Linked DNA regions of Homo sapiens: region 1 is linked to region 2. Evidence: read pairs that join two places in POLR2A ChIA-PET (ENCODE). Cell type or tissue: PC-3. All regions are shown on one strand. Links, peaks and the distances in the headings refer to the core of each region. The heading gives the core; the rest is flanking DNA.

Region 1 (16,605 bases), core at 11,606-16,605, 140 kb after region 2:
TGTATCCCTGAACTTAAAAAAAAAAGTTAAAAAAAATTTAGTTCTGCCACCATGATTTTAACTTTTCTGAGGTCTAGTTTTCTAGTCTAAAAAAGGATAAGAATACTGATACCTAACTTGAAGGTTCTTTTAAGCATGGAATAAATAAGGTAATGAATGTGAGAGCGCCTAACATAGTACCTGGCATATAGAAGGTGCTGTAGAAATATTCTATTCTTATTCTTTATTTGCTGCTTTGTTTAACTCATCTTAGCCATGACCTGTGATTTTCTCATTGGTTATTCTCCTCCTGTTTCTCCAATGCAGAGAAAAATTCAATTTCGAATGCATTATCTTGAGCTCTTTTATATTGCCTTACTAATGGATCCAGTTATTTCATTTATCTTTGTTTTTGCTACCTAGTAGAAAAGTTGTTAAGGTCCTAAGACTGTTCATGTTTGTCACCTCTCATAGAATATATTAGTATTGTTATGAAAGGTAGGCACAACTGAAATATCTAATGATAAAGAAATATTTGAATAAGCAGTGATACAGTACAGCTAATCAAATCAATGTTCTAGAAGAATATATAATAATTTAGACAGATACTTGTGAAATATAATAAAGTAGAAAAGGCAGGTTACAAAACAGAATGTATGGTCTGATTTCATTTGTATTAATTTTTATATTCAAATATGCTTTGATTACACAAGGCTAATTTGTTATCTCTGGGTGAGTGGATTAACAAATTATTTTTGTTTTCTTCATTCTTGCTTATTTGACTATTTTTAGCTTCCTATGATATATAGCTCTTGCTCATAATATAAAATATAAAAGTTAAAATTATGTTAATAAATGGATGTTAATGAAAATATCATACTTTTCATGAAGATGTGGTCAAGTTTCTATTCTTGTTTTTCTTTTTTAATTAATACATAATAGATTTAACATATTTTGAGGGTACATGTGATAATTTAATCCATTTATATAATTTGTAAAGCTTAAAGAAGTATAATTGGGATATCTATCACTTTAAACATTTGTCTCTTCTTTATGCTAAAAACATTAAAATCATTTTCTCTAGCTATTTTGAAATGTACACTAGATTTTTGTAAACGATAGTCTGTTTATTATTAATTACAAGACAATAAACACTGAAAATAAGCATTCAACTAAAGAAGCTAGGAAAAGAATGAAATGGACAAAAAGAAATTGGAAGGAATCAAAGATAAAAGTAGAATTAATAAAACAAATTTGTAGACTTGATAAATGTATGTAACAGCTGAGTGTAGTAGTAAATTAGCATTCAGCTGGCAATCCTGACAAGGTAAAAAGGAGAAAATAAATTTTCAAAACAAGAGAAAAATTGGATATAACCAAAGATTCATAGACTTTTAAAAAAGAGAATACTTTTACCAATAATTTGAAAAATATACATGTAGTGGACAAAACCTTAGAAAAGTGTGAATTTTTAATCTCAAGGATAAGTTAAAAATTTGAATAAACTAGTAATCATAATCTATATTGAAAACATTCAATGTTTTCCTCCCAAATAACACCAGATCCAGATGGTTTTATTAGGCAAGTTTTATAAATCTCTTTAAAAGCAAATTATTCCTTTGCCATGTAAAGCCTTTTGAAGAGTAGAAAATAATAGAAAACTTCTGAAATTATCTACAAACTCATCATATCTGATAGAGAAAAATATACTACAAAGTAGAACACTAGACCAGTATCATAGGAGTATAGATATGAACTACATATGAAAAAGCATCCAAAATAATAATATACAATGAACAAGATGGGATCACTACAAAAATATAAAGTTTATTAAACATTAGGGATTATCGAAGTTTAATTCATTTCACTGTTAAAAAGAAAACACGTGATCATCACAGTAAATCTAAAAATGGCACTTAATGAAAGTTAATACCCAGTATTGGTTTAAAAAAAATCTTCATAAGTGAACAATAGAACAAAACATCCTTAAATTGATAAAGAGCATCTCTCAGAAACATGAAACAAACATTATACTTAGTAATGAAACACCACAATCATTTATTCTCATTAAAAACAAGTAAATCAACTATATAATATGATTGAAACTAATGAAAGATTACTACAAGGAAAATTATAAAATAAATGTTCTGTATTTAATAGAAATAACAAGTGAAGTATAATAAGGTCTAAACAATAGAATAAAAACATAAAAGTTGAATAAACTTAACGAGAAAAGTTTAAAACCTATATAAAAAAATGATAAAATTTGACTGAAAGATCTAAAGGCCTTAGTAAATGGAAGTTTTGCTGATGTAAAAATATCAGTTTTTCCCAAATTATTACTTTAATGCAATTCTAATTTAAAGTCCAATGAAATTATTCTGAAATTTGACAAATTGATTTCATAGTTCACCGGGCAGGAACAATGTGCAATAAATGCCACAACATATATTGAAAGTGTATAATGATTTGGAACAGCCCTAATTAACAGTTTAGATTAAAACAAGCATAGAAATAGAGAACCAGATTAATGGAGTAAAATAAAAACTCTGGACCCATAGTTTTGTTTATACTGGAATTCACCAATAGGTGCTATTTCAAATTCATAGGGGGATCATAAACAATTTGAGAAAAAAAATAAAGTGGGCATATCACCTCATAACATGCCAGCATTCTAAATGGAATAAAGAAATAACCTTTAAAAACATTGTGTAACTTCCAGAAGTAAATATAGTAGAGTGTTTTTATAATCTCATGGTACAGAAGGTCTTCTAAACCAAGCATATTAAGAACCATAAATGAAAAGACTAGCAGATTTGACTACAAAAATATTACAAACTTCTGTAATGGCAAAATAAATGAAGTTAAAAAGAGTCTACAGACAGGAAGAGAATAATTGTTATTTATATAATAGATAGAGAAATATTATCTGTAATATACAGATTACTTTTAAATAATAGACACATATCAGTGGACAAATGAGCAAAGGAAATGAACTGTCAATTTAAAGAAATCAAAATAGCTTATAAACATGATTTAAAAATGGTAATCTTTAGTGATCAGGAAAAGGCAAATTAAAACAAAAAACCAAGATAACATTTTTTTGCCTATTATGTGGCAATATGTAAAAATATTTTAAATAAGGATAATAAACATAGCTAACATTTACTGAACACATATGCTATGTTCTGAAAATTTTAAACATAATTCATTTAATCCTCATAAAAGCTCAGTGATGTAGCTATTATTATTCCTATGATATGGGTAATAAATCAAGGTAGAGAGAGGCTAAAGTGCCCAAGGTTACACTGGTAATGAGTGGCAGACAGATGATTTGAATTTAGGTAGCCTGGAGGCTGAGATTGTGTTCCTAATTACTAATTTTACTTCTTTCCAGTTTCCTCATCTTAAAAAAAAATAGGCAGGGGGTGTGGAAATTATATCTACCCTGCCTGCCTTAAAGTGTTGCTGTGAAGAACACAGGACACCATAATGAACCAATGAGGGGGATGCTGTGGTCCCCATTCTCTTCCATAGGGACACATGGTCTGGAGCATCTGAAGCACTATGGTAACTTAGCCTCTTTGCCGGAATGAAAGTGAGCTATTGTAATAGCTCCTTCGAGGAGTGGTGTGGGTGGATTGTCTGATGCTTCACTCGGACACATCAAGGATTGATCCCCTGTGGATATGGTCCAAATGGACCCAGCTGTCTGCTATGCAGAGTCATATCTCATTGAAATGTTACTCCTTGGCAAGTGTGGCGCCTTCATGGTTTACCAAATGATGTATCATTTGGCAAGATCTGGCTCAGCTTTCATGCTTACTTTTATTCTTATATTTAAGTTCCTTTTTTTTTTTTTTTTTTTTTTTTTTTGAGACAGAATCTCGCTCTATCACCCAGGCTGGAGTGTGGTGGGGTGATCTCAGCTCACTGCAACTTTCTCCTCCTGGGTTCAAGAAATTCTCCTGCCTCAGCCTCCCAAGTAGCTGGGATTACAGATGTGTGCCACTATGCCTGGCTAATTTTTGTATTTTTAGTAGAGACAGGGTTTTGCCATTTTGGCCAGGCTGGTCTCGAACTCCTGACCTCCAGTGATTCACTCACCTTGGCCTCCCAAAATGCTGGGATTATAGGTGTGAGCCACCTCGCCCAGCCATTTAAATTCTTTAAAGTGTTGATTCTTCTTTCCACTGATCTTTAGTTCTTCTGGATTGTAGATAGCAAGAGAAGAAGAAATTATCTATAGACCAAATATCTCATGAGGTTGCAATGGAGGTAATCAAAGCCCCAAGTGCTTCTCAAGACAGCTAACACAACTATGTGTAGTTGTGTTACACACAGCTACACACAGGGAATGAGTAAGGTCTTCTCACTCTCCATCCTCAAATGACCATATAATTCATTTTTCCTTTTTCTCTTTTTCTGTTTTATTCTTTAATTTTTTGTTCCCTTTCCTGCTCTTTTGGTGACACCCATGGCTAAAGAAGTTTCTGAATCCATCTGACATGTATATTGAACTTTTAAGGCAAGATATTAAATGTTGTAGAGGAGTAATGCTGATACAACTTTCTAAATAAATTGTTATTTTTGCAAGGATGCGTAGGGCTAGCTGATGTTTGATTACTGTTTGTTGAAGTTTAAAATCTATATACCATCCTATATGGAATCATTCTAAGTCCTAAGTAGAGTAAATTAAAATAGCAAAACCTAAGACACTGGAAAAATTGCACTGTAATGAAAATATCTATAGAGAAAAGAAAAACTATATCAGAGAAAAAATACCATAGGAACCACTGTCTTAGAGTTTATCAGAGAAAAAGAACAAGCAGGTATAAAATGAACAAATGATTATTTTATTATAATTTTAATATGTGTTTGTGTATATATGTATATATCTGTGTATATGCACATATGTACACACACCGGCATTAAATCAGGGCATTAAAACATGCAAGGGGTAGAGGAGGCATATTTTCTCAATTTTTAAAAAACTACATCAAATCAGAAATCAGATACAGGCTCATTAAAGGAAAAATGTTACCTTAACTCTTAGGAAAGTTAAGCATATTCATCTGGCCCACAGATCATCAGATCATCATTTTTGCAAAACAATCCTGGCATCTAGAAATCTTTTTTGTTTTGTTTGAGGAAAAAGTAATTTCAAATAGTTGGAACAATTTACTTTCATATAAAAATCTGTTTAAAATTGTATAATTTATGATCCAATAGAAACACATCTTCCTTTTTAGCATATTCTCATAAAGTGGATTTTATAAAGGTACATTTTATCTGTTTCGAAAGACATTTCTCCATTTGTTAAAAATGCCCTTTAAATATCAATGAGAAGCACTTTAAATCCCTAGGATTTAACTTGAACTATAAATGACACAAGGAAATACCAGAAGAGGAAGCATTCACCTATGCACCTGTGCACATCTTGTTGCAATAGTACGAGATTTAACTGCAAACGTTCTTAAATTTTAGCAAATAATATTCGCTCCATTAAATCTCTCCTTCCTCTTTTTTATCCCATGCCCCCAAAACTTCACTGTAATCTGCTCCAACAGAGGTTGTGTCCAGTTTGAGTAAATCCCTTAACTGTTACTTGCAATAACTTCCTTTAAAGCCTTATTCTTAAAATATTGTGCCACTATTAAAACATACTCCCAATCGGCATTAAAAGATCACTTAAGAACCGCCGTAGCAGAGCCAGGTGCCAATAGCCATGACATACAGAAGCTGTGCACAAAAACCAGACTCCCTGCCTGGACTCATGGTAGAATCACCTGTGCTTAGGCATCATCTTACCCTCCCGGAAGGATTCTGATTCAGCTGGTTTGGAATGGGGCCCAGGAAATGACAGATTTTAAAGCTTCTCAGGTGATAACAATATGCAGTTGCATCTAGAACAGCTGACTGAAGCTCTAATTTACACACGTGACAGGTCAAACAAAACAATTGAGAATAATTGAATTTATTCCACCAGCCAAATACATGGACCATATACTCACATAAAAAATCTAATTAAAAAGAAAAAGACTACATGAGAAAGGTAGAAATTAGACAGCAGGAGAAAAGAATAATTCAAAATTTTCTCTAATAATTGTTTTGTCTATGGTTTCATCATTTCTAATGAGTAAATGTTTTCCTAGTTGTATTTATAAATAAAATCCTTGAAGTACCTTAAAAAATCTGACTCTTACTAAATTCTGGCTCAAATGGTTTGTTTCAACTCAGTTTTGATGAGGACTCGCCAATAAGATATTTATATGACCACTGCATGCATAAAACTAGTACTTGTTGTGTGGTTCTATGTACGGAAAGGAAGCAAAAGCTGTGGGGTAGAGAAAGGACAGAGAGCAAGGAAATCTCTTAGGAGAAAGGAGCAGATGTAGGAGAGTTGAGTCAGGTGAATAATGAAGAGCCTGAGCAGTTCTGTGAATTGCTATGAATTCTAACTCTGAAGTCCTAACAGTCTCTTTATCCAGAGCAATCTTCAATATAGGCACCTCATGAAGCCTGGATCTTAACTTGTTTTCTGCTTTTGGTACATATGTATCCTTACCTGTTGCCCTCTCTACACTCCTAGCTCTATTTCCCACCCCATCTTCCATTACTGGACTTACCCTGAGCTCAGCTAAAGTGTAGAGTGAAAGAAATGTCACTGCTTACTACCCTCTAGGCATGGCATATCTGTTCTGCACACCACTGGAAGATCAATCTCCCTAAAATATTCCTTCTAGTATTCTCCTGCCCCAAATCCTTCACTGGACCCATCACTAACTAGAAAGAAACAGTTCAGCCCCTTAACCTGACATTCAGTGCCTGCCATGACCTGGTCGTAACTTGACTTTCCTGATTTTCTTTCAATACAAGTCTGGAGCTATTCCATGCTCAAGTCCATCAGGTCTCCTAGGCACACCAGTTGCTTTTTATTTTACCTAGGCGCCTTTGTCCTTGTTTCCCATTTCCCACATGCCTAGGATTCCCATTATTCTTTCTATAATTTCCCTGGCTAAGCCAAATTCATGTCTATTCCATCAGATCTTGGGTATATGTGATTGTGTGTATGTATAGATGTATAAGTGAACTAGCACATATGTGCAGACATGAATACGTATATACACACAGGGCCGAATAAATTCTGAGAGGTCAGTGTTTGCAGCACATCACACAAGAAACCTACCCCTTTCCTTTTGTAATTGCTCTGACTTCAATACTGTCTTATAAATTGTCCAGCCTGTGCTCCACTTGGACAAGCTTATCAGAAACTCAGAAACAGGAATACTCATAAGTGCTCTGTCCTTGTCAACACTGAAGATTGAGAGATGAATGATAGGTTTTTAACCCCAAAAAGATCTTGGAAAATTTTAACAGCAGATGCAATGTGAGTGGGCCTCATCCAATCAATTGAAAACCTGAATAAAACATAAAAGCTGAGTAAGAGGGAGCTGGGCCTGCATGACAGAGCAGGGACATTGGCCTTTCCTGATCTTCGGACTTGAAATATTGGCTCTTCTTGCGTCTCTAACCTGATGGCTTCTGGACTGGAACTTACACTATTGCTTTTCTGGGTCTCAAGCCTTTGGACTTGGGCTGGAACTATGCATGGGCTCCCCTGAATCTCCAGCTTGCTTACTGCAAATCTTGGGACTCCTGCTTCTATAATTGCATGAGCCAATCCCATAGAATAAATCTCTTTATTTGTATTTATATGTGTAGACTTACATATTTATATGCATACTTACACAAATTTATATTTGTTTTATGCATTTATAAATGTATTGCCTATATATACATATACTATGTTTTCTTCTAGAGAACACTGAATAATACATACACGTAACTCTGTTTTTGTGCTGTTATTGTTCTAGTACCTGTAAGATCAGACTACTACAGGTGACTGTTGTGCTATCTTTATTCAATTATGATACTCAACTATTCCCAAAATGCCTGACTTCTAGAAGATTCCTGGGGAAGAGAGTTGACAGAATTTAGAAATTATAGAATGACATGGCCTAATGAAAAAAGCAGAATGTCTTTGTATATATGTTTAATTTTTAAGTTGTCTTTTGAATTGGTAAAGTGGTAATCATGGTATACAATGTAGATATTCTTCAGCTTAAAAGCAGTTGATTATTCAATAGTCCTGGTACCAATTATTTGCGTGGTATATTATAGAGACCTGATGAGCTGTGTGTGGTCTATTTCATTCATTCATACTTCTAGTGTTATGTTTCTCCCTCTCTTTTTAACCTTATTGAGACTCTGACCTTCTGAACTTAGTTGCTGCATCTGGTTTCCTCAGACCAATTTGGAGAAATTTAAGTTGAAAACTCAATTTTCACCAAGTCTGCCAATCACTGACTAATGGAGTACATTTGATCTCTGAGTGAAGCTTTAAAAAATCCATCTAAAGCTCTGTGTTACAGTGGCACAGAAGCAATCTGACACTTGTAAGGAAAGATAGCCTTATGTTTCTATTTTAAAAGCCATATTATATTTGTTCTGATTTTATGCTAATTTACATGCATCATCATAAGTGGCTTTGAGTACTGATCTTTTCTTTCATAGTGATGAAAATAATAAAGTCTTAGAGATTTGCATTCTGGTGTGAGGATCTGTATTTCTCTTTTACTTCCTCTGATAATTACCCAGTTTCCTTCAAATCATTCTCTACTAATTTAGAAGACCCTGTCTGTGATAGGGAGTGTCTCTGTCTTAGAAAAAACTGAAAGAGGGCCGGGCGCCGTGGCTCACGCCTGTAATCCCCCCACTTTGGGAGGCTGAGGCAGGAGGATCACGAGGTCAGGAGATCGAGACCATCCTGGCTAACAAGGTGAAACCCTGTCTCTACCAAAAATACAAAAAATTAGCCAGTTGTGGTGGCACATGCTTGTAGTCCCAGCTACTCAGGAGGCTGAGGCAGGAGAATCGCTTGAACCCGGGAAGCGGAGGTTGCAGTGAGCTGAGATCACGCTACTACACTCCAGCCTGGGTGACAGAGTGAGACTCCATCTCAAAAAGAAAAAAAAGAAAAAAAGAGAAAAACTGCCAGAGAATCAGGGAGAGACTGTTTCAAATTTCTACTACAAGCCAGTGATGGGGATAGAATTAATTTCTAAGCCACCTCATTCTACTTTAAAAAGCACTGTACATTTTTACCTCATGGCCTCTTTCTCATCTATTTTCCTCTAGTAAAGCATTTTGTAATCAACACAGAAATATGATGAGAGTTATAGCTAAATGGCTAAAGTTTATGCACACTTGCTTGGTATTATTCTAAGCACTTTACAATTTCTGATCTAATTATTGAAACAACCCTGACTTTACAGAAGAGGAAATAGTCACAGAGTTCAGTAATTTGCCTAGAGTTAAATTGTAGCAAGTGGTAGAGCCAGAATTTGTATCCAAGCATTCCAGATCCAGAGCCTTCTGCTTTAACATATGATTTGTCTCCCACTCTGCTATGCCAACATCACAGGTCAGAGCTTTGGATCATTGGGCTTTAGGAAATCCTTTGCAATTCTGAGTTACTAAATTATTATAGAAAGGATTTGATTTTACGGCTTGTTTTTAAATGTCAGAGAAAACTAAGAGTTTCCAGGCATTATAGGTTTTTCTCTTAAAATATCTTAAGGGTCCATATAATGGCATTTGCTGCATGATGTCAATTCAAGTTAATGCACCTGTTAAATATCTGTGATTTAATGAGAAAACTAGACATGGATGAATTAGTATGTTGCAAGTGTGATACTCAAATGACTTTACTAACAAAATTCTTTAATAAGTTAATTCCTTAAAGATCAGACAAATACCTGCTACTCAAGTCCCTTATATCACCCCCAAGTTACTTGTGACACTTCCTCCCTGGACCATCTGCTCTTGACATCTTCTCTTCCCTATCATCAAAACTTGCTTCCCACAGGGCTTTGCCAGGCTAGTCTGTTAAGCGATTTTAGTCCCTATCACTCACACCCCGCATCCCAACTAATTTGTATTTTAACAAAACTTGTGGGAACAAACTCTTATTCTAAATGAGTAACTCTATTCAGGTTGGTGGAGCTGCTATTTGGGAGCATCTGAGTCTCAATTTAAAGTTCTGAATTAGGTCAGTTTAAATATGGGACTCCCTTAGCAGACACAGACCTAGCAGCCCAATTATTTTTTCCATGGGGAAAAGGGTATGTCCTCCAGGTAGGAGGTGCTATGTCCTCTTCAGACACTAACAGAATTTGAGTGTAATTGCAACCAAGTCATTCATCACAATTACTTTTTATTTTTATCAATGCCTCCATGGTTTATCCTGTCACTATGTTCATGGTGCCTGTATTAGTCTGTTCTCATACTGCTACAAAGAAATACCTGAGACTGGGTAATTTATAAAGAAAGAGGTTTAATTGACTCACAGTTCTGCATGGCTGGGGAGGCCTCAGGAAACTCACAATCATGGTGGAAGGCAAAGGGGAAGCAAGCTTAGGCCTTCTTATGTGACAGCAGGGGAGAGAAGTAGTGTGTACAGAAGGAAAAGTCAAACACTTATAAAACCACCAGGTCTCATGAGAATTCACTCATTATCATGAAAACAGCATGGGGGAAACCACCCCCATAATCCTATCACTTCTCACCAGATTCTTTCCTTCAGGCCTAAGGATTACAATTCAAGATGAGATTTGGGTGGGGACAAAAAGCTAAACCATATCCATGTCTGTGTCTGCATGTATTTCCTCTGTGATGTGGGCCTGTCAGTCTCTCCAAGTCACAAAATGGGTCTCCTTTAACTGAGTCTCTGGCTAGGTCAGTCCATGAGTCTGGGCACAGCAAGGAAGGTGAGACTTGGAGTGAAGGGAGTATTCCTGTTTAACTATAGGGATTCTATTAATTCGTCTCTCAGAATTTTCACAGAGAATCAGGCTGAATTAGAAATGCTTTACAGTGGGAAGTGGTATAATGGAAAAGTATCCACAGAGGGTTCAGGTTCTGCTCTTGGGTTCTCATTCTAACAAAAACCCAAGCTGGGGAACCCAACTTGCTTTTCTCTGTCAAATAAAGGATCTCAAAAGTTTTCTTCAGTTCTAAGCCTTGATGCTTCCCAGTGTTCCATTTGTCCTTTGTTCACAGGGTGGCCTGTGCCAGACTGCCCGGACTCACTCCTGCACCACTTATTAGTGGTGTGACCTGGGGCAAATTTCTCTGTGTCCCTAAGCTGTAGCTGCTTTATTGGAAAAATGGCGTAGCAATAGTACCCATTCCATAGAGTGATGGAGGATTAAATGAGTTAACCTATGTGCCTGGCATGTGGCAGGATGTAAGAGGATGTAAGAGATTTTATTAACATCATTGTTATCATCATCGTAGGGTGCCAATTATAATTAGTTGGTAGTAAGTACATGAATGGCGAGGAACTCTTAGGGATCTTCGGAAAAGAAGGTTAGAAAGAGGATTCCTGAGATGAACATCTATATGTGCCAACACAGTTTTCCCCCCATGGAACCTGATTTTGATTTCTGACTTCCATTTCAAATAATCAGAGGCATTAGAGTTTAATTACATCTAATAATTTAAAGTACATTTTAGTTCATGCTGAAGGCCCCAGATGGAAAGATAAGCACTAAGCAGAATCCCAGTAGAAGAGCTGGATAGAATACTAAAATCAATAGAAATAAAAAATTTCATTTGTGCACAATGTTTTGCCAGTCCCCTGCCAGGCAGGTAGGAGATTTTATAAACCTCTGTTCCTTTATATCTTTCACTGTGTTAGTCACAGCATCTGGACTGAGTTATAATTACATCTTTTTAGGGCTGTTTTCTTCTAGGTCCCATATGGGGGTGGTTCTTCTCTCACCTTCCACATGGACCTTTATGTCCTCTCTTCACTGTTTTCATTTAGACTCTTTTTTTTTTTTTGAGGTGGAGTCTCACTCTGTCGCCTAGGCTGGAGTGCAATGGTGCGATCTCGGCTCACTGCAACCTTCGCCTCCTGGGTTCAAGTGATTTTCCCGCCTCAGCCTCCTGGGTAGCTGGGATTACAGGTACCCACCACCATGCCTGGCTAATTTTTGTATTTTTCTGGAGGTGGGGTTTCGTCATGTTAGCCAGACTGGTCTTGAACTCCTGACCTCAGGTGATCTGCCTGCCTTGGCCTCCCATAGTGTTCGAATTACAGGCGTGAGCCACTGCGCCCGGCCTCATCTAGCCTCTTAACTGATAGGTACATTAGTTAATGTCCAGTGAAGTTGGACATCATTGTGTTACATAAACAGAGTTGGGCTTATAAACGATAGGTGGGAGCATCTTTCAGTTAATCAGATTTGTACAATTGGAATGGTGAATATTGACACAGTTACCTTGAAGAAACTAGGCATACTGAATTGACATCAACTATAAGAAATTTGCCATTAAAAATCTTTATAAGTTCTTGTATATGAAAAGCTTTATAAACTAGAATATCCTATGGAAATAAGATATTGTAGTTAGTTCTACTACTTAAACCTAGTGATTTTTAAATCAATTGGGCATCCTAAAACAATGAATAGTTTTTAATTGCTGGAGGGAGGGAAGGCATCACTACATCACTACTGCAGGTGGGATTTTATAGAATTATAAACCAATCTGCTCACTTAGACATTCTGTCTGCCTAAATTGTCATGTGTTAATTCTCTTTAGTCATATTACATCTGGAGCAGAGCATTGCACTTAACTGTGCAAATCAGAAGGATTTATCTTACATCCTTATTAGTATTTCTCTCTTAATATTACCAGGGACCAATTCCTATTGAATAAACAAACTTGGAAAATGTTCTCCATGTGATTGTTAATACATATATGCATAAAACTCCACATATAAATCTATATAGGATAAAAATCTTAGCTTACATATGTTTAAAAGAAATCAAATTAGAGCTCTCAAGATACCAGCATATCTTATACAGGACGATGATTTTTTACAAAAGGGCATGTTTTAATTTTTGGATTGCATCAATCAAAAATATTCAATACAAAATTTTAGTTTATTAAATTAAAAATTCTAAGTGGTCATTAAAACTGATAACCTAGACCGGGCATGTTGGCTCATGCCTGTAATCCCAGCACTTTGGGAGGCTGAGGCAGGCAGATCATGAGTTCAGGAGTTCGAGACCAGCCTAGCCAACATAATGAAACCCCGTCTCTACTAAAAATACAAAAGTTAGCCTGGCATGGTGGCGTGTGCCTGTAATCCCAGCTACTCGGGAGGCTGAGGCACAAGAATCACTTGAATCCAGGAGGTGGAGGTTGTGATGAGCTGAGATTGCACCACCACTCCAGCCTAGGCAACAGAACGATACTCCATCTCATACAAACAAACCATCATCAACAACAAAAAACTGATAACCTAGTTGGAGTAGATTTGATGAAATGAAATGATGAACTAGCTTTCCTGGTTGAATCAGCAGCAAACATTTGTTAATAACTCTCCAGATTTTACAGGATCAGGCCAAGGAGCAGATGGGATACAGATTTCTAATACAGAATGTCACCGCAAGAGTGCTGCTCCTTTTCCAGATGCTTTTCCTGGGGGCAGTTGGATTGTGAGAGCTGCACTTTGCAGGAGCCTGGTTACTGTTTCTGTGAATAAGATAAAATGGTGTTTATCCTCTGTCGATCAATACTGTCTTGTTTGAACTTATTGAGTCATTTTAGAGACACATAAGGTAATGAAAACCATTGTGCAATAGTACCCACAGTACTACTCAGCTTTCTAAGGGATGACAATTTTTAAAAGACAGTTACTGAAACAGATTTTTAACATCAACTGCCTCCATGATGAAATGAGCATGCACTGTGTCAGGGTGTCCCATGGGTTTGGGTGAAAAGGTGTTGGGGTTTTATAACTAAGAGTTTTCTTCAGCAATAATCTCTAAAATAAAAATATACTCTGTGTGTGTGCTTTAATACTAAAAAAATTTACAGACTGTCTTTCTCTGAATAAATGGAATAGTGCTACTATTTGTGATTAATCAAAATTTTTTATGTACAGTTTGTGATTTCAACTTTATTAGTATTGTTTTGAAAAACAAGGCCTAATAGGTATACTTGGGCAATTTTAGAAAATTTTTCTGGAGGTTGTTACAAATAGGAAAATGAAAAGGGAAGTGGGGTTTTTGCTGAATTCTTAAGTACCGGGGACCACATTTCTCTCCTTTGCTTTATCATCTAATTTAAACTTCACAAAATACTATGGGTCAGATCTTACCCCCATTTCACATTTGAGGAATCTGAGATTCAGTGGAGTCAAACAATATGCCCAAGGTCACAAACCTAGGGAGTTTTACAATAGGCGTTTCCACTTAGCTGTGTCGAGGCACAAAGCCTAGTGTTCTTTCCGTAATTAATTTTAAAAGTTTCTCAGATAGGCATAGTCCTATTTGGTGGAAGACTAGACTCTAAAGTCCTTTAGATTTTTCAACTGTGATTATTTCAATGGATTCTGATTGTTCTGAATGCTGGACATGGGCTATAAAAGCGATTTGGTCTTTCTTGTTCTGTATTCTGAGAAATGCCAATTTTGAGAGATATTGATAGATGTTCCTGAAAGAAGATGTTCTGTTGTAAATTAAGCCCAGGAAACAAAACGTTGCCTACTCTCTTAGATAGTTGTGATAAATGACAATATTTGCATGTGTCATGAGTCCCCAGTGCTCGAGCGTATGATATAATGGTTACGTGCTTGGGCTCTGGATCAGACTACCAGACAAAGGAGCCTGGCTCTGCCACTTGCTAACTGAGTAGCTGAGCCTGTTAGGTAATTTGTCTGTGCCTCCATTTTCCCATTTATAAACTGTTATAATAGTATCACACCATAGAGTTGTTCCAAGAATAACATGAGATAATGCATGGAGAGAACTTAGAAGTAGACCCGATAATATAGTGCTTCACAGATGCTTGTTATCATTATTACTCAAAACACTCATGTGGTAACAAAACCTGCTATAACTTTTCTAACACTGTTTCCTCAACTTACTTGACAATGGAGTTGCTTTTCTTTTGAGCCACATTTATTAACATCCACTGAATATAGTGTAGGAAATGTTGATATTTGAAATGACATAAAACCACCTTGGCATTAGTGCAGTAGAAAATAAGAACAAAGTATTTATAGTGTTTTAATATCCATTATGTCATTTTATAATGTTTGCCCACAACAATATTTCTTTTCCTTGCCAGCTGTCTTCTTTTTTCCCTTGAAATCGATAAATAGTAAAATAGAACAGTAAAATGTTAAGAGTTGTCTGAAATGGGCAGAGTCAATGTTATTCCAGAAAGTATGAACCTTATAAGTCATTTGTCTCTTTCTCTGTATTTAGCAGGGCAAAACCTTACTGCTTTGACAAATAAGTGATATCACTGTCATTTCCAGACCTGTGCTCCCATTGCATGCTCCATAGCACACGTTATAAAGAAAATTTCAGAGCAGACCAACACATTTTTTGATGCTCCTAAACTATAACTAGAGCTGAATTTGCCAAAATACGATCTATAAAACACTAATCCTGCACAATGTGCAAATAATGCTGTGTTCTTCATCTTCTTGGAGATATACAATACATATCTGAAAAGTCCTATAGTAAATAAAATTGTTTAGTTTGGAATCCTTTCTTCTTGGAATTTACATAGGTAATCATGACAAAAAGTCAGAGAGTTTAGGGGGTTTCTGGTAAAAATGGGATATTTTTGGTAAATGTCCAGATTGATTTCTTTCTTTAGCTAAAATACCATTATAATGTTTTTGGAGTACACAAAAAAAATATGTGAAAATATATCCACCTCAGCACAGTTGCCCAAATTGTGGAAACAATATAATAATTAGCCATTCCAAGGTTCAGATTTAACACACTGAAAACCAGTCATTTTCCATAATATTTTTTTGGTCAGAATCAAAAGTGAATAGTTTAAACATTCCTTTGGTTAGCAAGATAATGGCAGGCGGAATCGCAAGAGTTGTACCAAGACTTTCTTTTTTATGGTGGTAGTAGCTCTGGAGATAATTGAATATATGAAGTCTAAAGTATGATAGGAATTATGACCCACACACAGAACTCAAAATCTGCTGGTGATGTTAATACTATTTCTTTTGTTAATTATATTTTTGTTTCTCAGGGTCCTAGGATTGGGACAGGCACTCAACCACAACTCTCCCTGCTGTCTGGTTAGAGCTAAATAAACTTCTCACAACATTGGCTCCACTCTTGAACCCTCCGTGGTAAGTCTACAGAAATTTATTAAATCCTGGCAGCTATCTCATTTAGAGATTATATAATAATTCCAATATATTCTTTTGTTTTCTGGTTGTTTCATTAGTCTAAAAACAAGCTAGATAATTCTTTGAATTAGGCTCGATAACAGAAGAGGGTAAAAGCTGTTTTCACTGCATTCCCACTGATACCACAATACACAGTTTCACAGAGTTGAAATAGAAAAAAGCAAAACACATGGATCATACCTGAGTAATTTCAGAGATCCCCACCCGGAAAAGGTTTCCTTGATTATGGCGAATTCAACGTGTCACTCGGGTTATGCTCTAATCGTCATATCAAACTCCAAAGGTTCAGTGGCTTTAGGTTTGGTTTACAATTCCTGGGAGTT
Region 2 (16,675 bases), core at 6,825-11,824:
GCTGTATTTTTTTCTTATTCCAGATATATTGCATGATTAAATTTCTCAACTAGAAGATATACAACTATAGACTATATTTCACACAAAGACACTGCACATCCTATTATGGAGGAAAAGTGATGATTCTTGGTGTTACCATTTAGACAACAGAGCACAGAGTATTTAGGGAAAGTTATGAATCCTAACATTAAAGAGCGGAATGTTCTTGCCATGTGAAGCATGAAAAGTAATGTGAACATAATCTTCTCTTCTTGTCTATGAAATTGTGTTTCCAATGGCAAAGCTTTCTCAATATCATTACCCTCTGGGGGTTATGCCATGTCCTAAAGTAAAGAGTCTGTACTTTGAAGTCAGCATGGCTTTGGATGACTTTCTTAATAGATCTGAACTTCCAATTTCTCATCAATAAATTATTGTCTTTCTCATTGGTTTTAACAGTGATTATACAGGCTGATATATATAAAGTACTTTGCATAAAGAATGGCACATTGTAGAAGGTCATTAGGTATTTTTTTCACTGTAATACAGGTAATAATTTTGATGTTTTAAAATGTGTTTACTCATTCAATAAATCTATTGAGTGCTTACTGTGTCCAAACAAAATTCTGAGTACCAGGGTGAGAGTAGTTTAAAAAATAAAAGACAGAAGTTTTTGCTGTCCTGCAGCTAATATTCTAGTTTTTATCTTGACATCATTTTGAATTTTCCTTTCTATTCTATTTGTGATTGCTCTCTCTAAACTTTTTTCATCTTTTCAGATCTTTTGCACTAAACAGGTTGAGAATTATAGTGCATGTAAGTTATTCCATTTTCCCATTAAATGTGAGCATTTAAGATTTTGATACATACTATTTTTTGGTAAAAATGTATTTAGCTCAACAGAGTAAAATAAGTATGGCTATAGCAATTATTTGCCATATAAGGTATAATGGCAGCATAAAAATTTTCATGCATGTGGTCTATGTGAAATTTTGTCTAAGAGAGTTGAAATCAGTATAGATTCTTAAAGCAGTGGAGAAAAACAGATTTCTATTTATTTTCTCCCCATCTTGTGGGTAGATAATTTCTTTTAAAGTATCAACCTCAAACAAACATATGACATAGGTTTTTGCCTGTTGGATCTTTTTATAATTTGAGTTTATGCTTATTTTCTCATTCATAGTGAGGATACAGAAATATTTTTATAATATGCCTAAATAAAAAGATTTGCCTCTAACTTTTTTTTCTAATGAAAAATAAGCAAGACTTACAAAAAAAATCTTCTTACCAGGCTCTTTGTGGGCAAAGGTTGCTTCTCATCTCATTTATTTTGCCTTACGCATTGCCCTTTCTCACTTGAATTGCTTGCATGGAACTATTCATTGTCTTCACTTCTCTGACATATACTCAGAAGGCATCTTCATTTGGGACCATTTTAAATTGATCCTGCATGCTTACGTCTTACTCAAAGCATATTTTTTCCTTGGTCTATCCTTTTTTTTTTTTTTTTTTTTTTTCGAGATGGAGTCTCACTCTGTCCCTCAGGCTGGAGTGCAGTGGCGCGATCTCGGCTCACTGCAAGCTCCGCCTCCCGGGTTCACGCCATTCTCCTGCCTCAGCCTCCCGAGTAGCTGGGACTACAGGCGCCCACCACCACGCCTGGCTAATTTTTTGTATGTTTTAGTACAGCTGGGGTTTCACCATGTTAGCCAGGGTGGTCTCGATCTCCTGACCTTGTGATCTGCCCGCCTCGGCCTCCCAAAGTGCTGAGATTACAAGAGTGGGCCACTGCGCCCAGCCTTTGCCTGGTCTATCCTATCGACACATGTTCCAACAGATGAGGTCATGAGGTTTACCCTAAGCTACATGACCTGCTCAGCTTAATAGTTCTCTAATAGTCATCACTGAAATTGCGCGTAAACTGGGTTGTCACAAAGAGGTATTTTATGCAGCAATCAAAATTTGGTAATACATCATTTACTTAGTTTTGAGCATTCTTGGACTTAAAATCTTTATTTTTTATTTTTTTACTCCAGGCTACACTTTCTGCCCTAAACACAATGAGTCTGGCACACCTTTGCATAACAGTGGCTCATAGGGGTCACATTTCTCTAGGTTTTGTAGTAGATTCTGAAGGGAAATAGATGAAAAAAGCATGCCAGTGAATTTAATATACTGACAGGCTCATGTCTTCTCTTACTATTTACTGTGTTCTTGTAGTTTGAATTAGCAAATCTTAAAATTTCTGTATCTGATATGGCAAGCTCATTCAGGGAACCAATTTTTGATCAGTTTGTGCCTGGAATAAAGCTAGACATGAGAGATAACAAAGTTTAAGATGCTTAGAGACCGCTGAAAAAAATATGTATTGATTTTTCTTTGCCTTACTTTCTACTCCAGTTTGCTTTCATCATTACATGTTGAGCCCAGGACAAGAAAACCTTGGTAAAATTTCTTTTTCTTCTTCAGGATGATAAAAAAATCTCTTTTTACTTTTAAAAGTTAGATCTAATACATTATATTTGCATGTTAATAGGCTGTCATAAGTTTCCCTAGGAAATTTGCAGATTTCTCATGAAACTTAGAAAAAGGCTAACTATTCTGTACTAATAATTTTTTTCGTGTTCTATTTGTTAATCTATTCATGTATTTACTTTTTATGGATATGCAAGAGTTGTACATATTTATATAGTACAACTCTCATGTATCTATAACAAGTAAATGTGATATTTTGATACATGCATACCATGTGTAAAAATCAAATCACCATATTTAGGTTATCCATCACCACAAAGGTTTATTATTTATTTGTTTTGGGAACATTTCAAATATTCACCTTCAGCTATTTTGACATATACGATAAATTAGTAACTAGTCACCTTACAGTGCTATTGAACTCTCGAACTTATTTCTTCTACCTAATTGTATGTTTGGTCCCATTAACCAAATAAACTCCGCACAGTTCCATGATTACTCTCCAGAGCTATTTTCTCCAGTTAGCAATATAAGTACATGCAGTTGAGAAAGGGTATTTTCACGGTGGTATTAGATTCTACCCTTATTGAAATTTGAAACTTCCTAACATCTGTATTCTTAGTGTCTCATGGAATCTGAGCTACAAATTGTGAAATGTATTCTGGCTTTGTACACATATATGACATCTCACTGTTTACCACCTGTTGTAGTGCACCAATATTGTAAAGGTTTGCTGGCAAAGCCCTGCGTTTCTTTTTCTCTGGTATTACCCTTTGTGTTTATCTGTAGCAACCACCTGGCACTCTCCTGCTTTCACAAAAAAACACGGTGGGTCCATCCTCAAAATGAGCCTCCCTATTACCCAGAAGACAGATGAAATAGTGTCTTCTCACAGATGGTCTGTGATGTATACCTTAGCTGAATATCTAATCATGAAAAGTAGTCGGGGATTAACTACAATTTGCCAGAATCAACTTAACTTGTGCCACAAACTTATGCTTTAAAAGCAAAAAAGTATAAAAAGATTATTTCAAGATGACAAAAACTTTGGCAACTATACTTTACATAAAATATGTGTTTCACAATTGTATTTCACTTTATTGCCTCATGTCTAAATAGTTCAAATGTGTGAATGCAATTAGGAAATATTTCTTTCATTATAAAAACAGTGTTTTTATGATTGCACTTTAAAAAAGGCTAGTTAAAATGTTTAAGCATTTCATAAATGTTCAATTTAAAATCAACAGTTTAATCCTTTAGAATGACGAGGTTACAATGCTTAAGCATTTCATAAGTGTTTACTCTAAAAGGAATGTTTTAACCATTTAAGAAGGTTTAACAAAAAATATTTTGGGGTTTTAAAATACTTTTTCAAACAAGGCAAACATAAAGTTATAGCTAAAATCTCAACAGTATGGTGTTTGATTTGAGAGATTGAAGGTATTTGTTTCATTTGGTTTTACTGAATGATTCATCAGCTATGCCGTGAAACTTAGAAATATCAACTCTTGGGCTCATAAGAACACTTTATTATCTTCATTGTCACTAGTTATTACTTGAGATATTGCAATCTAACTTTTTCTTCAAAAGACTGTGTTTTTCTAAACATATTCAACCCAGCCTAGACCAAATTCATGCATTATTTTTATAAAGTACAATATGTTCTGCTAATATCTCCAGAAAATTTTTTCTTGAAGTTGATTTATATGTAAATACTTTTACAACATGAATTTCACCCTAATTGACTTCTTATAAGGCAAGAAAATGCATAAATTTTTCTTAACTTTTACTAGCATCTATTCCCCGGAATACTCCAATCACTTATGAATAATATTTCAGTTCTGTATTAAAAATTTCTCTGTGAAGCTTGCTCTTGGATTATAGACATAGGTTGGTTTGACTGACCAGAATGCTTCCTTCATTATTTTGATAAAATAATGGTAGTTTTCCTTGGAGAATTACCCCTTACTTCTTTTGTTTTGTTTTGTTTTGTTTTGTTTTGTTTTTGAGACACAGTCTCACTATGTCACTCAGGCTGGAGTGCAGTGGCACGATCTCGGCTCACTGCAATCCCCACCTCCCAGGTTCAAGCTATTCTCCTGTCTCAGCCTCCTGAGTAGCTTGGATTACAGATGTGTGCCAGCACGCTTGGCTAATTTTTGTATTTGGGGTAGAGACGGAGTTTCACCCATGTTGGCCAGGCGGGTCTCAAAATCCTGATCTCAAGTGATCCACCTGTCTCGGCCCCTGAAAGTGCTGGAATTACAGGCATAAGCCACTGCGCCCAGCCACTTCCCTGTTCTTAATCCATTGGTTTCAAAACCTGACAGCCTAGCTTCAGAGTTGAGCATATTACCTAGATCATTCTGTTTCTTGACAACTATGACTAATTAATATGTCATAAACATGACCCAAACTATACAAAATTAGTATCAGTTTTAAAATTTTGACTGGAAATGCCTGAAATAAATTATTTTTGGGGGGCAAGGTTCAGGCAGAAAGGCAAGGACTGTAGAATTTTAGAGCTTGTTGTGGTCATATTTATCAACATTAGATGTGAGATTTTGTTATTCAGAATGCTTTGATGTATCAAAACCTCAAAATGCTGCAAATGAGAAATCAAAACATTCATGGATTGAATATATACCTTGATTTTGTATCTCCAGTTTACTAAAAAAGCAGTCTGGCCAGTCCAGGAAATATGTCATTTCTCACTATTCCCGGCACATCAAGTTTTTCCTCACATTAAGGTAATGTTTCAGCATGTGCTTATTTTGTTTTTGAATATAATGGTGCACGGCTGTTTGGGCTATCAGAATTTTTTAAGCCATTAATTTTATCTCAGGTCTTTTTTGCATTCCACACCTTCCTGCATACTAACTAGGTGTGTAAATTTCTCTTAAAATCACATTTCCTTACCAGTCCAAATCAATTCATTCTTCCTTATCACATATATTCCTCTTCTATTACCTCAGAAATAAGTTAATAAAATACTTTACTGTTATCATTTATTTCTGATTGTAAAGTAATGATACAATAGATTTAGATCCTCATTTTAGCCATCATTTAATCATGATCATGTACCACTGAACTTAAAAGTTGGAAAAAAAGCAATCTAAATTTCATCTGAGCTCCAATCTCATGTAATTTATAAAATTTTGGAAGAACACAGGTAGGTACTCAGAGTAATCAACTTAGCTTTGGGAGAAGAATTTAATGTTTTATTATCTGCCACAACCATAGCCTGGTGAATTGATTTAAATCATTGAGCTATAACTGCTTTTTGAAGATTTTTTATTTTTCCCCTTCTTGTGAATTAGTAATTAACAAAATGTAAAAATCCAAATTCAATATATAATTTCATGTTATAAAATAAAGGTTACCCATGAAATACAGTTAATGGTCAAATAAATTCTTTGTTAAGATTGGGGACCTTTGCAATTTGTGAGAAACAGTCACACACACACACAAAGTCTGTAAACAAAGATAAAATGTTTTTGCTGAATAATGTAATTGTCATTTGCTGCTCCCTTATTGAAAGAAAGGTGTCTGTTTACCTGGATTGTTGCTTAAATCTGCCACAAATTTGCTACTCAAAACCTTATTTATTATATTATAGCAAATAGGGTAATAATTACTGTCAGAGAAGGGGACATACTTTTTGTAACTCTTTACATTTTTCTTAAAATACAAATTGGTATACAAATTTTGATTTTGAATCTTTCAATTATGTTTTCACTACGTCCCATATATCCTCTAAGTTTTGTCTTTTTCAACTTCAGTATACAGATTTCAGCAATACTGTAATTTTTTACTGAGTACTTAACATATATGAGAAAAAGATACTTTACAATTTCCACATGCTGTAATGAAATATGTTGAGCTTAGTTTATGTTAACTGCATCTAGTTCTTGCTTGATTTCTTCTTTTTTCCTCTAAAGTTATATTTTATCTTGCAAGTTGTGTATGTATGTGTATTAGTTATGTGTTTGTTTAACAAATTATCCAAAATCTTAGTGGATAAAGCAGCAAACATTTATTATCTCACAGTTTCCATGAGTCAGAAATTCAGATAATGCTTAGCTGCATTCTCTTTGCCTGAATATCTCACAAGGCTAAAATCAAGGTGTCAATTGGGCTATCGTTATTCCAAGGTTCAATCAGTGATGAGTCCACTTTCATAGTGACTCAAGTAGCTGTTGGTGGGACTCAGTTCCTCCATGGTTATTCTTAATTGGTGGTTGGCAAGAGGCCTACTTCACTGTTTTACCACATGGATGTTACCCATAAAGCATCTCACAACATGGAAGCAGCTTCAACAGGGCTAATAAATAAGAAGGCAAAAAAGAATGTGCAAGAAAAAAGTCAAAGGCTTTTGTCATCTAGACTTGGAAGTGATTAAGCTCAAGTGTGATTAATCTCAAGCCAACTATCAAGCTGAAAGGACAGGATATGAATATTAAGAAAAGGGGATCACTGAAAGCCATTTAGGAAACTGCCTACAAATTATGTGGATATGGATGTTTTACGAAAATAAAATTCCTTGTCTTAGAGTGGTTTCTTTTTACTTTTTTTCTACATCTAATATTTTAGAACCCAAAACATGGGGATAAAGACAAATTTTAGCATCTTATCCTTAATATTTAGGAGCACAGCATACGTCATGTTGAGGATGCTACTATGCCTTTACATTATGTTGGAAAGTATATATTCATCTCTGGCTCTCTTTTTTTCTCTCAAGTGATGGTGATTTATAATGTCTAGAATAAAGTATACTTAGAAGCCAAATTAAAACTGTATTTTATCATATTCGTATAAGCTTACTAAAGTATTACTAAATACTCCTGTTTGCATCTTAATCATCTCCAAACTTTTTTCTCCTACTATGGCATCTTTTCATATCTGCATGAACCAAATGTGGCTTTTGAAATAGGAAATTTTGGATGGAATAATAATCCACTATGAAGGAGTCATATAGTTAATGTAAGGAGAAGGGCTGACTTACAAGATGAGACCTAAATATATTTTTAAATTCTTAAACACTACTATACTTTCTCCTTAATGTACCCACAACATATGTCTCAGATTTCAATAGTCCTTGGAGACACATTTTCCTCAAATACCTGAATAAAAAGACAAACCTACAATCTTGCTTTATTATATATAAGAACTTAATAATTTACCAAGTATTCAAAGATATCCAGGAACATTTATCTTCTTCAAAATATTTCCTGATTTTAACTTGCTATTCCATTTCTCATCTGGATCCAGATCAGAACCTTTACCTACTTTTCTGCAGGTTACTCACTTCTGGCTTTCTTCGTGCTTGTGTGGCTCTTTTTTAAACACTTCACACTGAGTTGTGGACACCTATCCCTTCTTTTTTCAAAAGGTCTTTTTTCCCTTCTTTTTTCAGGAGGCAAGGAAGGGGGAGGCAGTAGGAAGGACTGAACAGAGAGGAAGAAGTGCGAAATACTCATTTGGAACAATGGGAGATTGAATAGACCGGAAAAAGAATGATTAAAGTGAGGACTGCTGGCATGGTCCTGTTTTCTTCCAGCCATGTTTAGTTGCATCGTTGTGGCATGGAATAGATGGAGAGCTGAGTTTATCCAGGGCTCCCATCTTACTAAGCAGATAGGAGGTGACAGGGAGGTGGGTGAGTTGAGGAGGTGTGCAAGGGACCAATGAGAATGGTTGGCCATGGAGTTTAAGCTCGCTCACTAGAGAGGGAAAAGTCATAAAGGAAGGAAGAAACAGTGAAAAGGTAGTAAGATCTGGATTGGAGGTACTGGTAAGGTTGCAAGAATTTTGTTTCAGGGCAGTATAGGGAGTAACCTGGATAGCTAGGAGGTGGTGGTCAGAGTGGGCTACTGTGGGGTTTGCAGTCCTTGGACCTGACAAGGTCTAAGGTCTGATCATGGAGGGAGGGGGAAGCTGAGGTAGGGCAGAGGACAGGAGTGGGCTTCATGAGATCAAAAGGATGTTGGAAGGATTATCTACCCGGATACTGACATCTCCATGAAGTAAGAGGCATAGTGTGAAGAAGTTACAACATCCTAAGCTCTTCACAGATAAGGGAAGCATGCACCACGTGGGTAGCCTCTCTTGTTTAGCACCCAGTATATAGCCTATGCAGAGTGAATACCTGGGGGCTGCTGGGGGCGAAAACAAGGTCACTGTGACAGGACCTGAAGCCTGGGGGTCTCGGTGACAGGAGTGGGCCTAGTTTTTTGGTGTAGAATTGAGCCTTGAGTGCACTGGTGGGATCTTATTGAAAGGAACCCCTCCAAGACTAGAAGAAGATGCATCCTCTGACAATGTAGGCTCTGTAGGCGTCCCAAGTACCTGGGCTGTGGGTTAGATGGACTCCAAGGCATTTCCTCAGGTGGCAATGGGCCGATCCCTGGGAAGGCAAAGCTGTGCAGGAAGAAAATGGCAAGATGCTACCTTCCCTCAGGGAAAGCCCCTTTCCCGGGAGCAGGGAAGGCGAGGCAGTTTAGGCTGGGTCAGTTTGTCCCTGCCATCAGAGTCTGTTGGTCCTGGAAAAAGAGGGCCTTATTTTATTTATTTATTTTTCTTTGAGACAGTGTCTTGCTCTGTCGCCCAGGCTGGAGTGCAGTGGCTCGATCTCAGCTCACTGCAACCTCCGCCTCCAAGGCTCAAGCGATCGTTCCGCCTCAGCCTCCAGAGTAGCTGGGACCACAGGGACCACAGGCGCCCGCCACGACGCTGGCATTGATTGATTGATTGATTGATTGAGAGAGAGGTAGCCTCCCTGTGTTGCCCAGGCTGGTCTTGAACTGCTGGGCTCAAGCAATCCTCCTGCCTTGGACTCCCAAAATACTGGGATTACAGGCGTGAGCCACCGTGCCTGGCTAATTTTCTTCCTTTCTTTTTTTTCCTGCGAGACGGTGGGCGGGGGTATCTCCCTAAGTTGCCCAGGCTGGTCTTGAACTCCTGGGCTCAAGCGATCCTCCCGCCTCAGCCTCCCAAAGGGCTGGGATTACAGGCATGAGCCACCGCTTCCTGCCAAAAGAGGGCTTTAGGGCACCCCCAGAACCTGAGATCTCCCTCATCTGTCATCTTTAAAGAGAAGGAAGTCGACTCCCAGTCGAGCCATAGTCCATTTGTCCCGGGCACGGTGACTCCGGGGTGGCCAGGACCAAATGTGTCTCCTTCTGGCTTTTGCACCGCACCAACTAATCCGCGGCAGGCCGCACAGCTGCCCTGGCCTTCGCGGAGGACTAAGGCGAGGGCGGTGTACGCTGCTCCGGAGTCCCACCGCGGGAGTTGAGGCAGCGGATTCCGAGGGCAGGGTGGGGCGGAATCGGGAGGGATGCGGACCCGGTGGAACGCACTGCGCAGACGGCGCCGGCGCCCGCACACAGCTGTTGACTAGTCTTCCAGCTCTCCCCTGGAAGTCGTCCAGGCGCCGGTCTCTTTTTTCTGCCTTTTTGTTTCCCTCCCCGCGAGTCGGCGCGACGGTGAATTTCCGTTTCCGGCGGTGTGGAAGCGGACCTGAGGAGTCGCAATTGTGAACAGGTTCGGTGCTGCGGCTGGGGTAGGCGGCAGTGGGGTCCCTGGCTCTGGGGCACTGGGAAGATCGCGAGTCGTGCGCGTGGGAAGGTCCTTCCCTGGTCCTCCGGGTTATCTTTGCTCCCCAGGAGCAGCATATTTCACCTTTAACGGAGGCGTGCCCGGGAGTCGTTGGGAGAGGGAACGGGGTGAATCCCTGCAGAGAGCCTGACGGGGAGGGAAGGTGTCCGGGAGACGTCGTTTCCTGGCGACGTGGTCCCAGCAGGCGACTCGGACCTGAGCCGAATCTGTTGACCCCAAATTGTGCTTTTCCCACCAAGAGCAAAAGAAAGAGAAACATTAGTACAGCTTCGGAACTAAAATATAGTAGAGAAGCAACATAACCTCGGAAATCCCACAGCTATTCAGTTTCAAAGCGTTCCTAGTGCCCAGCTCTCCTAACTCCCAGCCGGTGTTCCTTGACGTTATGGTGATATATAAAGACTTTCTGTTTCCGCTCGTGTTGTGTGTCTGTGGGAAGCCTCTGACTCACTTCTGTGCTCCAGTAGCACCCTGTGCAGCCTTGCAGTGTATCCCTTATTGCACGGAAGGTACTAGTTTGGATTTCCTCTGCAAGTCAGATCATAGCTATATCCATTCACTGGCACAGTGGCTAGCACATCATAGATAGACCAAACATTTATTAAACGGAATTAATACAGGACCTTAATTGAATGAAATGGCACCCTTTCCCGCTTTTTTTCAATCAAGCTGTCAGATTTTATGCAGCCTGATATTCTTAAAAAACTCACTAATTCAGTGATTACCAATTTATTGGCCACAGATTCCCAGGTACCTCAGAAATCACTGGAAGGGTCTCTGTAAGTCCATGGGGTCTCCAGGCATCATTTAGAACCAGTCATATCTCACACATACAGATACTGCTGTTTTTCAAATGTGTGTAGATGAGTTATAATTCAGGAGTTTTACAGAGGTGACAGGTACTAAAAGTAATACTGCGATCCTATTGGAAGTTCATAAAAACGTTTTAAATTTTTTATTACAATTTAAGTTTAAGTTAGGAAACCACTTCATTAGTCCAGTTGATACCTAGGTCTGAGCTGTCCAGTATGGTAGCGACATGTGACTGTTTAGAGTTAGAATGAAATTAATTAAAAATTCATTTTTTCAGTTTCTTTAAGAACATTTGTTTAGGGCCACAGGTTTCCAGGCTTAAGGGTGGGGCCTTTGCCAGGGAACCACTCTCTTCTACCCAGTATTTTCCTGTCTCCTGTCCATATCACAGGGATATACTCCGGCAAGTATTGCTATTAATTACTTCATTCATTCAACAGATGTATTGTGACAGATACTGTGCTAGCCACTTTCTGGGGCATAATGATGAAAAGAATCTGTCCCTTCCCTCAAGATCACTGGAAGCCGGGGGTCTAGTAGGAAGACAGAAAAGAGAACAGATGATTACATTTTCATGAAAGGCATGCACAAGGTGTTATAAAAATAAAGAGAAAGAGCACCAGCCCAGACTGGGTATTTGAGTACTGGGACTGTTCAGGAAGATGTAACATCTGTATGAGTTCTTGACAACAAGTGAGAGTTAAGCAAATAAAAAGTAAGAATGTATCCTATATAGAAGAAACGATATATGCAAAGGTCCAGAGGGCAGGCACATTGATGGACCACAATTAGTTGAGTAGCATGGAGTAAGTATGCGGAGGGTGATGGTAAGGAGATGGTAGCCAGAGTGGGAGACACAGGTTAGCTGATGGATAGTCTTGCATGCTATGCTACTGAGCCTTCACTCAGTAAGGAAGGCTTTGGGGGAACTGCAGTAGGATTCTAAGCAAGAGAATGCTTTGATAAAATTTTGTGATTTAGAAAGGTCAATAGATGGCAGTGTAGAAAATGAATTGGAAGGGCTTGTGTATAGGCAGAGGACTGATTAAGAAGCCATAGTGTAATTAAGATCTGGGCAAGACATGGACATGCACACTTGAGGGTGAAGGCTGGGAGGAGGGAGAGGATCAAAAAACTACTTATCAGGTACTGTGCTTATTACCTGGATGATGAAATAATCTGTATAACCAACCCTCATGACATGTGATTTACCTATATAACAAACCTGCACATGTACCTCTGAACTTAATACAAATATAAAAAAAAAGAGATCTGGGTGAGAAATGAGGGTTTGAACTAAGGTGAAATCTATTTGTACCTTAGGAGAAAGTAAGACAGGAAAATGAAAGATCTCAGGAGATTTGAAGGAGACAGAATTACCAGATGTGGAGACTGATAGGATACAGGATGAGGGAGAGAGGAGTCTAAGGTAACTGCCGGCTGATCCTCACATGGGAGACTGGAAAGATGACATTCGCTGAGATGAGAATGTTGTGGAGGAAGCTGGTATGTCTGAAGTGGTGAGGTTGGTTTTAGATTTGATAACTTTGAAGTTCCTGTAGAAGAACCAAAGGCCTGGAGGTCAGCTAAAAGATGCATTTGGCTCAATTTCATGGCTTTGTGATGGATTAAATGTCTTTCTCCAGTTAGCACCTTCTAACTATTTATCCAGAAGTTACTAGGACTCTTTATTTTGTTTTATTTTTCTTCTGATATATGCCCTGGGGGAAAGCACTTATATTACAAGTACTTATAATAGACTAAAGCTTAGGAGCTAGCACCGTCTTTCATAGTAAATAGAGTGACAGTCTAAATGGCATAAGCAGAGAGAACCCACTGCTTTTAACAGGTAGTCCATAGGAGTCACTTACCTTGGCCAGTAAATGGAAATGCCCATCCTCTTTTGTCATACATAATCTTGAAGATTGTGCCAGTTTTGAATAATGTGAGATGTCAAGCATCACACTTACCTAAAATGCTACACCTCTGTAAATGGATTTAAATATGCAGAACCATATACAACTCTCCCTGCCTTTCCTGCAGGCTCAGCGATATGAGGCAGCATCGACAATTTATGGACCGCACGCATTATCTGCTTACATTCAGCTCTTCAGAAACCTTGCTAAGGCTATTGCTACGGTAATCAAATATTGTTTGTGCGTGCGTGCGTGCGTGTGTGTGTGTGTGTATGTCTGTATGTGTCTGTGTCTGGGTAAGAGGGAAGTGAAAGAGAACCTTAGCTTCGAGTGTTCAGTTTGACAACCTTTATATTTTACAAAATTTATAGTTTTGTGGTATCTCTAACAAAATAAATAAAATTTCTTTCCCAATTTTGGATCTAGTTAACATCCTTTCATGCTGGCAGCTTCTTTCATATGTATTTTCTCACTATTTTTACAACCATCATGTGAAATTAGGGAGATATCATTTCTCCCCAGTTTTCAGAGGAGCACATAGGCTTGAAGATAAGTGATGAAGCTTACTACACCTGGGAGTTGAACCTGTGTTTTCTAATCCTTGCCAGATTCTCCCCACTCACTCCAAAAGTTGAGTAGGTCAGCATTCTAAGATGCCCATTTTCCACATTATAATATCTTGGAAATTGGGATGCATTTTCCAATCAGAGGAAGCTTATTATTATAATTAGTAGCATGCTTTTACTTTCTTGGTGGTTCAAAAGATAATATGAGTTGTTAAATCAATGGAAGCTTAGATTTGATGTAAAAATAGTGGTGCCTTGGAATAAAAACATTGCATCTACCTAAAATATATACCACTGAACAAGTTTACTTGATTTAAAGGAACTTCACTTGTGGAAATCTTCCCTTTGGATGCAGTTGTTTATGAAGCTGCAACTGTGATGTCAGAAGGTTAGTCAACAAACAAGATAAAGAGCTTAAAATAATAAGCAGCCCCTTATATAATAATATGTAAGCCTCAGTAAAAAATGTGAAACAATTGTGGCATAGCAAAGAAAATAAAGCCCTTTTAATGAAAGAGCTTGGATATATTAAATTGAAATAAATGAAATGGTTGTCTCTGTAGGTTGCATCAGTCGAACGTTGAAAATTTCATATGCCTGTATTATTACTGATTGTGTGTTTGAAATTTCAGTATTTTATATAATTTCTTTGCACATATTTTAATCAATTGATATTTATTTTCATTTTATCATAATTTTGGTCTCAGTTTTAGGTTACTTTTTTTGAATAACTGTTTGTATTTATTTATTTATTTATTTCTATTATAAAATCCAAATCTATTTGTAGGTCATTCAGATTATACAGAAAAGCATAAACCTATAATCCATCCCTAGAGATAACTACTGTTTAACTGTCACTATGCTCATAGGTCTATAGTTCTTCCCAAGAAAATAGATTCTTCAAATTTTGTAGTGACAATGAAGAAAAATGCAATTAATTTGGTGGAAATTTGTTTTACAGACAAATTTCTGGTCAAGCACCTTAAAACTAGCTATGTGATCTTGAAAAAAACCACTGAATATGTCTAAGCCTATTTTCTCATTTGCAAAATGGGAATGGTAATACATAACCTATCTCATATCATATGCAGTTGTAAAGATTAAATCTATAATGTGAGGAATAAAGAGCATTAAATATTCATTGAAATTAATGGCAAAATGCCAATTACTTTTGTACCAACCTAATATAGATATAGGGATATTTGAAAATTGAGATTTGTATTTTTATGACACTATTAAAAATGGTAAACTTTGTGGGCAATATAGATTAAACCAGTCAGGATGTGGGATGATCTTAAATTTTAAATTAAAAATATATTTATTATATTCTTTTATTAGCACAGACAAGAATCTAGGAAAAAACTTGGTACTCACTCCAGGTGAGAGTGGCTCAATACTTTTTAAAAATTAAAATAATAATTACACTGTCATGGTATAATTATCTTTTTGCATGTTAGGCCCCTGTACAAGGTCAGACAATTTGAAAGTATGCTTCCAACCTTGTACTCTGGTCACTGTCCTTATGTTGTCTAGGGGAATAAAAGAGTTGCCTATGACCAAAACTTTCTCCCAGTGACAAGAGTTTAAATTATGAATTTCTAGGCTCATGCTTAGCAAGGCTACCTTCCTATTTTGCTCAAGGTTGTTAGCTCTTGGAGTATGTATATGTGTGTGTGCACTCTTCCATTAATGCAGGCATTTCTGGGTCTGGAGGCCTGGGGAAAGGGTCTTTGACTCTACCTGTGCACTCCTTAACAAATGCTCTCTGTTCCAGGACATGGTAGCCAACCTGAGCAGAGGTCCAGAACCTCCCTTTTTCAAACAATTAATAGTTCCATTAATTCCTAGTATTGTGGATAGAGCACCAAAAGGCAGAACTTTCGGGGATGTCCTGCAGCCAGCAAAACCTGAATACAGAGTGGTAAGACTCATGAGCAGACCTTGGAATCCTTTAGAGGGATGTTTTGGGGGATGTCACTTTGTGTCACCATTTGCCTCTAATCATGCTGTAGACCAACTGTTAGCAATGATAATTTTGACAATTGTTCTTATCTCTGCAAAAGTAATGAGAATGGGGAAATATTTATTTTTTGTAAGTAATTGTGTCAAATTGAAATTCTAAAATCCAAATTATTCCTTTTCTTAAGTGAATGATCATGGAACTATTCACTGGCACTGAGAGTTGTCTCTTAAGTCAAGGATAGGAAAAACATACAGAAATGAAGCAGAATTTGTACCATTACTATTTTATATCAATCTTGTGTCCTGAAAGCTTGCTGAATCAGTTATTAGTTTCAACAGTTTTTCTGGGGGGAGGAGGGATGAGAAGAGGGGAGTCTGGATTCCTTAGGAATTTCTACATATAGTATCATGTCATCTGTGAATAAAAATAAGCTTATTTATTCCTTTCTATATTTCTTTTCTAAATGCACCTAATTATTTATCCTTATTGGACTGGCTAGAATCTTCAATAGAATGTTCTGCTTTTTAAAAATTTTTATTTAATTTTCTAATTGATAAATAAAAATTATATATATTTATTGTGTACAAGATGATGTTTTGAAATATGTATACATGGGGAATGGCTCAACTGAGCTAATTAACATATACATTATGTCACATACTTATTATTTTTTGTTGTGAGAAAATTTGAGACTTTCTTAACAATTTTTAAAACACAATATGTTGTTTTTAACTGAAGCCATCAAGTTGTACAGTAGCCCTCTTGAACTTATTCCCTTTGTCTAAATGAAATTTTATATTCTTTGATCAATAGAATATAAAATTTCAACCCCCTAACCTCCTAGCCCCTGGTAACTAACCTTCTGCCAACATTCTACTCTCTACTTCTATGAGTTTAACTCTTGAAGGTTCTATATATAAGTGAGATCATGTGGTATTTATCTTTCTGTACCTGGCTTATTTCACTGAATCTAATGTTCTCCAGGTTTATCCATGTTGTATCAAATGTAAGGATCTCATTCTTATTTATGACTGAATAGTATTCCATTGTGTATATGTACTACATTTTCTTTATCCATTCATCCATTGATGGACACTTAGGTTGTTTCATATCTTGGCTATTGTGAACAGTGCTGCAATAAACATGGGAGTTCACATATCTCTTCAACAAACTGATTTCATTTCCTTTCTCTATATACCCAGAAATGGTATTGTGTATATATTTTACAGTAGTTCTATTTTTAATTTTTTGAGAAACCTCTTGCTGCTTTTCATAATGGCTGCACTAATTCACATTGTCATGAACAGTGTGCAAGAGTTACCTTTTTCTACATTCTTATCAAC

What was found. Peaks named below come from ENCODE experiments on the same cell type or tissue, not always from the same donor. Only the 100,000 strongest peaks of a DNase experiment are listed, where the experiment ranks them.
Region 1: POLR2A ChIA-PET joins it to region 2 with 6 read pairs; 1 of 35 experiments calls an interaction of 5 or more read pairs at or near these places.

What each region holds. Positions count from the first base shown.
Region 1 is chr10:50,869,119-50,885,723 of GRCh38, forward strand. It overlaps A1CF (APOBEC1 complementation factor), which reads right to left and starts at 16,509. Exons shown (of 13, transcript NM_014576.4): 1 at 16,463-16,509. In PC-3, for the core only: no CTCF peak of the experiment used is centred there; a DNase peak (open chromatin) is centred at 13,653; H3K27me3 peaks cover 3,253 bases.
Region 2 is chr10:50,729,985-50,746,659 of GRCh38, forward strand. ASAH2B (N-acylsphingosine amidohydrolase 2B) reads left to right here and starts at 9,952. Exons shown (of 6, transcript NM_001321958.2): 1 at 9,952-9,999; 2 at 12,931-13,026; 3 at 15,144-15,290. The coding sequence starts at 15,147. In PC-3, for the core only: no CTCF peak of the experiment used is centred there; DNase peaks (open chromatin) are centred at 9,937, 10,217 and 10,497; H3K4me3 peaks cover 2,158 bases; H3K27ac peaks cover 1,378 bases.